Linked DNA regions of Homo sapiens: region 2 is linked to region 1. A link is an interaction called in ENCODE POLR2A ChIA-PET data of the cell type or tissue named here. Cell type or tissue: B cell. All regions are shown on one strand. Links, peaks and the distances in the headings refer to the core of each region. The heading gives the core; the rest is flanking DNA. Region 1 overlaps LITAF (lipopolysaccharide induced TNF factor). Region 2 overlaps TXNDC11 (thioredoxin domain containing 11).

Evidence for each region. Peaks named below come from ENCODE experiments on the same cell type or tissue, not always from the same donor. Only the 100,000 strongest peaks of a DNase experiment are listed, where the experiment ranks them.
Region 2: POLR2A ChIA-PET joins it to region 1 with 12 read pairs; 7 of 35 experiments call an interaction of 5 or more read pairs at or near these places.

The regions. Positions count from the first base shown.
Region 1 is chr16:11,578,850-11,584,229 of GRCh38, forward strand. The region is part of intron 1 of LITAF (lipopolysaccharide induced TNF factor); the gene reads right to left. Among named protein-coding and RNA genes, the nearest start is that of LITAF, 5.4 kb to the right of the region's middle. In B cell, for the core only: no CTCF peak of the experiment used is centred there; no DNase peak of the experiment used is centred there; H3K4me3 peaks cover 1,474 bases; H3K27ac peaks cover 3,709 bases.
Region 2 is chr16:11,724,382-11,729,761 of GRCh38, forward strand. The region is part of intron 4 of TXNDC11 (thioredoxin domain containing 11); the gene reads right to left. Among named protein-coding and RNA genes, the nearest start is that of TXNDC11, 16 kb to the right of the region's middle. RefSeq lists an enhancer at 4,148-4,207. In B cell, for the core only: no CTCF peak of the experiment used is centred there; no DNase peak of the experiment used is centred there.

The sequences.
Region 1 (5,380 bases), core at 136-5,135:
TGAGAAACTAACATAGCCAGGGTGGCTGAGGAGACAAGATGACTAAATGCAATGTGGGGCCGGGCACAGTGGCTCATGCCTATAATCCCAGCACTCTGGGAGGCCGAGGCGGGTGGGTCACCTGAGGTCGGGAGTTCGAGACCAGCCTGGCCAACATGGGGAAACCCCATCTCTACTAAAAATACAAAAATTAGCTGGGTGTGGTGGTGCGTGCCTGTAATCCCAGCTACTCGGGAGGCTGAGGCAGGAGAGTTGCTTGAACCCGGGAGGCCAAGGTTGTAGTTAGCTGAGATTGTGCCATTGCACTGCAGCCTGGGCAACAAGAACAAAACTCTGTCTCAAAAAAATAAAACACAGTTTGGGAGGCCGAGGCAGGTGGATCATGAGGTCAGGAGATCGAGACCATCCTGGCTAACACGGTGAAACCCCGTCTCTACTAAAAATACAAAAAATTAGCCGGGCGCGGTGGCGGGCGCCTGTAGTCCCAGCTACTCGGGAGGCTGAGGCAGGAGAATGGCGTGAACCCGGGAGGCGGAGCTTGCAGTGAGCCGAGATTGCGCCACTGCAGTCCGCAGTCCGGCCTGGGCGACAGAGCGAGACTCCGTCTCAAAAAATAAAATAAAATAAAATAAAATAAAATAAAATAAAATAAAATAAAATAAAATAAAATAAAATAAAATATATCAATGCAATGTAGTACCCTAGGTTAGGACCCTGGCCCAGAAAAAAAGGACATCAGTGGGAGAACTGGGAACTCCAGATAAAGTCTGGAGTTTGGTGAACAATAACATACCCTCATCAGTTTCTTGGTTTGACAAACATACTGTGTGATGTAAGATGTGAATAATGGAGAGAACCAGGAACTGGGTGAGGAACTCCCTGTACTAACTTCACAACTTTCTTGCAAATCAAAAATTATGCCAAAATTAAAAGTTTATTTAAATACTTTCAGGGATCCCACTTATAAATGAGTCAGATAGGTGATGGGGCTCAGGACACACTACCCCAAAATATGACTGCAGGAGACTAGAACATGTCACCTCAGGATCTATTTCTTTGGCATATATTGAGCTGATTATTCTGAGAAACTGCAGACACAGGAGCAGCTCTGAAAAGCTGCCCTTTGATACAATAAATTGAAATCTACAGGTTGATTATCCCAAATGTGAAAATCCAAAATCTGAAACTTTTTGAACACAGACATGATGCTCAAAGGAAATGCTCATTGGAGCATTCTGGATTTTGGATTTTTGGATTAGAGATGCTGAACCAGTAAGTAGAATGCAGTATTTCAAAATCTGAAAAAAAGATCCAAAATCTGAAACACTTCCGGTCCCAAGCATTTCAGAGAAGAGATACTTGATCTGTGTAAAGGAAAGTGACTATCATAGGACCCTCATCAACCAGTGAAGTTTTTTTTTTTTTTGAGACGGAGTCTCATTCTGTGGCCCAGGCTGGCGTACAGTGGTGTGATCTCAGCTCACTGTAACCTCTGCCTCCCAGGTTCAAGTGATTCTCCTGCCTCAGCCTCCTGAGTAGCTGGGATTACAGATGCCCACCACCACACCCGGCTAATTTTTGTATTTTTAGTAGAGACGGGGTTTCACCATGTTGGCCAGGCTGTTCTTGAACTCCTGACCTCATGATCCACCCACCTTGGCCTCCCAAAGTGCTGGTATTACAGGCGTGAGCCACCGTGCCTGGCTGGAAGATCTTAACTTAGGAGAGGAGACTGAAGGTCGACACCTGGTCACAAGCCATCACCTGCTCTTCTGAGGCTACTCTGAGACAACTTTCATCATTCAAGAGGCTTTTTATCTGCATTAACAAGGCAACCTTTGTTCACCATACATTTCCTCCCCTTACCCTTCTATAACCTATCACCACCTGCCTCCAGGAGCCCCAGGCCCCTATTCCTTTTTCTTTTTTATTTTGAGACAGGGTCTTGTCTGTCACTCAGGCGGGAGTGCGGTGGCACTATCTCGGCTCACTGCAGCCTCGACCTCCCAGGCTCAAGCGATCCTCTTGCCTCAGCCTCCAGAGTGGCTGGGATCACAGGCATGAGCCACCATGCCAGACTAATTTTTGTATTTTCTGTAGAGACAGGGCTTTGCCATGTTGCCCAGGCTGGTCTTGATCTCCTGGGCTCAAGCGATCCTCCTGCCTTGTCCTCCCAGAGTGCTGGGATTACAGGCATGAGCCACCACGCCCAGCCGCTTATTCCTTTTTCGTAGCTCAGGCACACTACATAAACTTCAATTATCTGACCTTGCTTTGAGTTTCACTTTCTGTGGGACTCCCACATTTATGCATGGAATAAATTTGTATGTATTTTCATCCGTTAATCTATCATCAGTTTATTTCATAGGCTCAATTATGGTACCTTCAGAAGGCAGAAAGAAAGTCTTCTCTCTCCCCTACATAGGCCAAGAGTAAGAAAAACTATAAGGTGAAATGGAATAGGCAGGTCTTACCCCAAAGCACTCAAGTTCAATTTAAAAAAACAAAATTTGAGTGCTTTGGGGTGAGGCTCATGCCTGTAATGGCAATACTTTGAGAGGCCAAGATGGATGGATCACTTCACTCCAAGAGTTTGAGACCAGCCTGGGTAACATGGCGAAACCCTGTCTCTACAACAAAAAACCACTAAAATTAGTGTGGTGGCTGAGGTGGAAGGATGGCTTGAGCTCGAGAGGGAGGTTGAGGCTGCATGGAGCTGTGATCACGCCACTGTACTCCAGCCTGGCCAACAGAACAAGGCCCTATCTCAAAAAATATATAAGTAAATAAAGTATATTTTGGTTAAATGCCAAAGACTAAGTGGGGGGTAAAGGAGAGTTTCTGACACTTCTAACTGATGAGGTGAAAAATAAAAAATAAAATAAAATAAAAAGATACCTAGAATTTCAGCAAAAGAACAGGTTTTAAAGGAATCTCCCAAACTCTGCCCAGCTGAATGCATATTTACACCTGACCACAAGTCCGCACTCCCCTCGAAAGGTATTTCACAGCTTCCACAAAGGAAGGACGACAAAATTGAGCTCACAGAAGTAGAGAAAAGAACTGTGGTTACTGGAGGTTACAAAGGGGAGGGGAAGAGAGGCTAGAGAGAGGTTGGTTGATAGGTACAAAGTTACAGTTCAATGGGAGGAATAAGTTCTACTGTTCTGTAGAACTGTAGGGTGAATATGGTTAACAATTATTCAGTGTATATTTTCAAATAGCTAGAAGAGAGAATTCTGAATGCTCACAACACAAAGAAATGATAAGTGTTTGAGGTGATGAACATGCCAATTACTCTTTGATCAATTACACACTGGAGACATATAAGAAAATATCACTCTTTATCCCATAAATGTGTATGATTATTATGTGTCAACTAAAAATAAAAGAGAAAATGGTCAATGGCTTTTTAAAGGGTTTGAAAACAAGAGCAAGATATAGTGAAATATCTATTTCACTCACAACGGAAAAAAAAAAAAAAAAAAAGAACTCCCCACAAAGCTTTAGCCACATGTGGGTGGTAAACTCTTCTAAAAATATATCCTCAAGCTGTGTATAGAACTGTTTTCTACATTTGGGTATCAGATCAACACATAAAAGGGCAAGGCCTTCAGAAAGATAAAGCGGCTTTTTAACTACCAACTTAATCCTCGAAGATCGATTCTTCCAGGAAGAAAAAGGAGAAATATTCAATTCTACTCTGGTCTCCATCTCCCAGCCCCCAGAAAAGAAACACTAAGCTAGGCCCATGAATATGTATATCGCAGAAATGACCCCAGAATAAAAAAAGGGATTCCTTAGGCAAAAGAAGGGCACTCACATGCAAATTGTCAGGTCCCCTAAGAAAATAGCCTAGTTTGTAAACAAGAAAGAGAACCAGCTGCGAGGGTCAAAAAGGTCTGGTCTTTTAGGGTCTCTGGAGAAAAACGTTATTTCCAATAATGGGAGCACAGTGGATCCTGACTATAATCAACTTTCAGGAACTATCCAAATTGTACACTTATTAAATTGAATATTGCTTAAAATTCTTAAACTAAGGAGGGTCACCTGGCAGGTTTTAAGCTACAATAATTCTGCAATACGGTTTTTGTTGTCATGGAATTTAACCTGTCTATCATTCCTGAAAATGTTCAAGGTGAATGGTGCGTCTTAAGCCATAAATGGTTAAGCAGGAAGGTAGACAAAAGGGGAAACCCGGACCTCCAGCTCTTTGGGAAAGGAAGCGAGAAATTGGCCTTTGGTTATTTGATCCCAAACAAATTCCAGTTTCAGTAGACCTCAGTAAAAGTACAGAAGCTCAGAGTGAAATATTTCAGAGAAATGTGTGCCAATTCCATCTTCTGAGTTCAGGCTGTTTCTGCAGGGCGGTATGTCCCACAAGTCAAAGATAAAGTTACCACAATCTTAAAGCCAGGTTCAAGCATGGCGTAATGACAAATCACAGTGATTTGTGGAATGGAAAATGCTTCCATCGGGGAGTTGGGCTGCTCCCCCACAATCAGAGTGGGCAGTTTTCCTCTGGACTCCTGGTGAAACCACATCCCTAGTTTCCACGTGAATCACAGTTTTTCATCAAACAGTGCAAGGAGATCATTAATAAGACTGAGACTGCATTAGGATACAAAATTGTATGAACGCTGATGACAATTTCATAGAAAACAGGCACAAAGACAAAAGACAGAAGCCGCCCGATAAGGACAGCCAGTGGTAGTTGTTTCGTTCTATAAGATTATGCCTTTCTTCTTTATCTTCCACACTTTAATATTTTTTAATAAAAAATTTCAAACTATCAGTGCATCATCTAGGAATAACCTCATGGATTCAAGTTTAAGGCAAGACATCATTAAGCTCTTAAACTTACCTGAGGCACACTGTCAATTAAATCTAAGGCTCCATGAGCTAAATAGCTTAAATTCTCCAACATTATTTTCTCTGAAGCCTCCAGCTTTGGATCCTGGTATATAAACTCCTACCTACTGCGAGGTGAGCAGAGAATTACCATCACATAGACACCCTCCAGAATGGTTCCTTTCTTGTGTCCATGCCTTAAGCTCTATGAAATTACACAATTCTTCTACTGAAATAACCTGCAGCCAAGGGACAACTTCATTAGCTACAAAGCTGTTGTCACCTGTGTCCAGAGTGTCAATCAATACAGGCTCAAACAACAAGATGAAATTATGAGGACCCTGGAAAATGCCACTTGACCTCAAATAACAATTCTTAGGCAAGTAAACATCAATCAAATTCAGAACAGACCATGGGTGGCCAAACAGACCCGGGAGACGTCAAAAATATGTGTGCTAAAGAAACACAGAACTAAGGAAGTCTATTTACCTGATAGACCGCCTCACCCACGGGGCTATTTTCACTGCTG
Region 2 (5,380 bases), core at 273-5,272, 150 kb after region 1:
TAGAGGAGCCAGAAAATTAGTCACTGAAAATTAAATGACTATTGCTCAGTCCTATTCCCTTTCCAATCAACTTAATGTCCACTGAAATAAAAATGACACCGGCCAGGTGTGGTGGCTTATGTCTATAATCCCAGGACTTTTGGGGGCTGAGATGGGAGGATCACCTGACCTCAGGAGTTCCAAACTAGCCTGGGCAACATGGCAAGACCTCATCTCTATAAAATAAAAATAAAAATGACACTGGTTCTGTTAGTATACGTTGTCCACAGTAATCGACTTCATTTTCCTCTCTCTATTTAAATTGGCAGGAAGAACATTCAAGGAAGAGGGATTCCACAACTGGAGTAACTGAAGTAAGTAGAATTTCTTTTTCTCTTTTTTGGAGACAGAGTCTTTCTCTGTCGCCAAGGCTGGCGTGCAGTGGCGTGATCTCCGCTCACTGCAACCTCTGACTCACAGGTTAAAGCAATTCTCCTGCCTCAGCCTCCCGAGTAGCTGGGATTACAGGCGCCCGCCACCACATCCGGCTAATTTTTTGTATTTTTAGTAGAGACGAGGTTTCACCATGTTGGCCAGGCTGGTCTTAAACTCCTGACCTCATGATCTGCCCGCCTCGGCCTCCCAAAGTACTGGGATTACAGGTGTGAGCCACGGGGCCCAGTCAAATTTCTTAACATGGTTTGCAAGAAAATTATATAGAGCTCTTAATCTCCCTTTATGGGATCTCCTGGCAAGTTCATTTCAGTTTTTAGCTACATTCATTATTTACAAGGGAAGTATCATTGTAGTGCTTACCTGGGTAGAAAATTATAGACCATACCCTGCCTGAATATTGTGACTATCATACACAAAATAATCCCAGTTCTGCAGAATAAATGTGAATGACCCAATTAATAACAGGAAATGGCAAAACTCTGCTGCTTAAGAGCCATGGCATCATCCTTCATCCATATTTATTCTTTTAAGTATTCATTTAGAAAAAAAAAAAAGCTAACAGCCAAATTAAGGAGCCAACATCGTCAAAATGTTCTACCATAAAAGAAAAAAGTTTCAAAAAATGACATTAAATAAATATTTGAAGTTGTAACCCCTGGGTAGATACTGAAGTTTCAATTCAGGAACCTTAAATATTTCTTTGAGGAAGGAACATGATAGACAAGAATTTGGGGAGCCACAAGGCTGGGCTGTCGTCCAGTCTCCATGTAGGTAAATCACAGCCTCCCTGTACCTTAGCTTCTTAATCTGTTGGAAGGATCCACAGTTTCCATCTACCTCACCCAGCTGTTTGGAACATTTAGAAATAAGCACTTGAAAACTGAAGAGCACTTCACCATGCATAGTTTATGCATTACTTCTTTGCTAATAACAACTGAAGTATTTCAGGGTTTACAAAGTTAAGAATTTTTAGTACTCACCCTTTAATGGCTTTCTGTGATGTTTAAGTAACTTAAAGGCAAAACTGTTGTCCTAGAAATTGTTTCTGGTCTCAGAGTCTTGTCTTTGTTTTGTTTTGAGATGGAGTCTCACTCTGTTGCCCAGGATGGAGTGCAGTGGTGCCATCATAGCTCACTGTAACGCCAAACTCCTGGACTCAAGCAATCCTTCAGCCTCAGCCTCCCAAGTAGAGCTGGGACTACAGGCATGTGCCACCATGCTTGGCTAATTTTTAACATTTTGTTATAGACACAGGGTCTAATTTTGTTGCCCAGGCTGGTCTTGAATTCCTGGCTTCCAGCAATCCTCCACCTTGGCCTCCCAAGTGCTGGGGTTGCAGGCATGAAGCACCTCGCCAGGCCTCTTAGAGTCATAGTTTACAAACATAAAACCATGGTTAATGATTAGCGCAATGTGATATTGGTAGGTCTGAGATATCTAAGCCAAATAAAATATTTTCCATTGGTTAAAAACTTCCACTCTTCGGCCGTGTGCGGTGCCTCACGCCTGCAATCCCAGCACTTTGGGAGGCCGAGGCAGGCAGATCACGAGGTCAAGAGATAGAGACCATCCTAGCTAACAAGGTGAAACTCCATCTCTACTAAAAATACAAAAATTAACCGGGCATGGTGGCACATGCCTGAGTCCCAGCTACTCAGGAGGCTGAGGCAGGAGAATCACTTGAACCTGGCAGGTGGAGGCTGCAGTGAGCCAAGATCACGCCGCTGCACTCCAGCCTGGACAACAGAGCGAGACTCCACCTCAAAAAAAAAAAAAAAAAAAAAATTTCCACTCTAAGCAATTCAGTATCAAATCATCTGAATAGGCCTTTGAAAGGATTCAACTATAGGACTTCTAAAAATTAAAACCAAGATACAATTAGTACATTTCTTTTTCTAACAATAGAATAAGCATACATGAATAGAGTTCCATATACATATAATAAAATTTTACGTCAGCGGGGCACAGTGGCTCACACCTGTAATCCTAGCATTTTGGGAGGCTAAGGTGGGCTGATCACTTGAGGCTAGGAGTTCAAGACCAGCCTGGCCAAATGGTGAAACCCCATCTCTACTAAAAATACAAAAACAGCCAGGCGTGGAGGCACATGCCTGTAATCCCAGCTACTGAGGAGGCTGAGGCACGAGAATCACCTGAACCCAGGAGGTGGAGGTTGCGGTGAGACGAGATTGCGCCACTGCACTCCAGCCTGGGAGACAGAGCGAGACTCTGTCTCAAAAACAAGTTTATGTCAATAGAGAATATTATGTATTTCAGGACATCATCACTTCCCAAGTAATGAATGCTAACTATATAATTTTATAATGGTCCAAAATGCTCACAAATATCTAGATTAGAGACAAATTTATAATTAATCAATTTTTTTTCTTTTTTTTTCCTTCCTTAAAATCCAGATCCTACGCAAGAAATTTTTTTTTAAAACAAGGAGGAAATTATCACACATACTCCTACAAGATGTTACAAACATATCTAACAGACACTAAGTCAAGCAAAAAAAAACCAATCCTTCATTATGTCAAACTTCAGAAGTGCCATGAAAACATTAATTATTTTGACCCAATTTTGATATACTTAAATTTAAACACACTTGATACTGAAATCCATATTGATAAAAAATATAAACTGAGATAAGGCTCTTGACCAAAACAAGTATCTTTCATAGTAAGATGTCTTTAAATTAGCAAGTTCCTTCACATATTTAAACTGTATAGGGTTTTTTTGTTTGTGTTTTTTGGAAAAAGTGAGTAGTTTGAGTAAAAAGTTGAGTATCAGAGACAGCTCTACTGATGACACTCTAACTCACCCCTAGCTATAATTTCCACCCGCCCCCCCCACCCCACCATAACCTTCCACCATTCTCTAGTCAAGGCACTGTTTAATTTTCATCTTCTCTCTACTGCCACCATTATAAGCAGATAAACTTTTAACTATTAAATGAATGCCTTTGAGAGCCCCATGATAAAAGACATGTTTTCTTCCTCTTAAGGCCTTAATTGGGAAAACTCAATTCTTCAGAGCAGTAGTTCTTAATGGGGGAATTTTGCCCCCTGAGGGGTATTTGGCAAGGTCTGCAGATATTTTTGGTTGTCACAAATGAGGGGAGAAAAGGGTGCTACCAACATCTAGTGGGTGGAGGCCAGGGATATTGCTAAATATCCTACAAACCACAGGACAGCCCCCCAAAACACAGAATTATCTGACCTCCAACGTCAACTGCGCCAAGGTTGAGAAACCCTAACTTAGCAGAATATTCAAAAGCTTACTGTGTTCTACTCCAGGGACTCCAAAAATTCCTTAACTTTCCTAATTATTCAACCATCAAAACCATGACAGTGGTTTCATTTCTGGATCTAGAATTCTGTCTCTATCTTATAGGCAGTGTGTGTGAAACTGATACATTTTCTAGGCTGTGCTATTTGGTATATTTTGCAAGACAAATGGTTTCACAAGTGTCACGATGGGCTTGACTAGTGAGTTGTTTCACAATTAATAAAGTACTATCTATCTCTTGCCAATGAGACAATCTCATCTCAGTGACAAGCCCAGCAAAAGATGATACTAACCCGATAAAAGCCACAGCTTTTGGGAGGAAGTCATTTTAAAGGCTGACAGAAGTGATCTAGGGACCCCATCTTGGTAGCACTCTTGTGGTTCCCATTTTAAAGGCAGTCCAGTTTAATCACTGTTGTACATCACTCTAAGTGGGCTGCCAAAAAACTTAATGTAATGTTTTAAATGTCATCAGCAGTAATGTCGTCAGTAGATTAGTGAGTCTAACATGAACTCCACACCAATACTTGGAGGATAGTCTTTTAAAGTACTGCTGGGCTGGGCATGATGGCTCACACCTGTAATCCCAGCACTTTGGGAGGCTGAGGCAGAACGATCGCTTGAGCCGAGTTCATGCCACCACACTCCAGCCTGGGTGACAGAGTGAAACCCTATCTCAAAAAAATAAAATAATCCAGCCTGGCCAACATGGTGAAACCCCATCTCTACTGAAAATACAAAAAATTAGCCAGGTATGATGGTGCATGCCTGTAATCCCAGCTACTTAGGAGGCTGAGGCAGAAGAATCACTTGAACCTGAGAGATGGAGATTGCAGCGAGCCAAGATCATGCCACTGCACTCCAGCCTGGGTAACAGAGTGAGACCATCTCTAAATCAATCAATCAATCAATCAATCAATCAATGGAGTACTGCTAAAAGCAGGTCTGTCTGACTCCTGATTCTTCACCATTTTGCTGTGCCATCCCGAGTGGCTCTGGCTGTAACCCACTGAAGAACCATGTCAAAACCCACTTACCACAACTTTACTGTTAGAAGGAATCTCAAGGATACCCTGGCCCAGGCCCCTGATGCCCAGGAAGTGAGTAACCCGCCCCAAATCACAAACCCAGTGAGTGTGCCAAAGGGATCAGGCCCCAGTACCCTGCCTCTTAATATAGCCCTCACCCACCAGCCTGCCCAGGGAAAATGAGAGGCAGGCCTCTGAGGTGCACAGACATCCATCTGCTATCTATGTAATTAAGGAATATTTACTCTGATGCATAGCTAAGAACTAAAAGCAGAATAACTAGATATACTGCTGCTTGGGGAATCTCTGCTAATAGTTAACACATATGTAGTTTCCAACATGACTGAATAAAGCTATACTGATGTTCTGGTGAAAAAATGTGTATCCAATCTATACAGAATATAAATAGTGCGAACAGTAAAATTCAACTAGCCACAATTCTAAACTGTCAGGAAGGTCTGGATATACATGGTTTTTTAATCTCTGTCAGGTATTTATGGTCTTGATTTTGTTGTACCTAAGTATCATTTTACTTGTACTCAAGTATGATTTTACACTTGCTCCAGTGAATTTTTTGCAGAACTACTTTTATAATTTTTTGAGGCTACATCTTTCAATAATCCCAA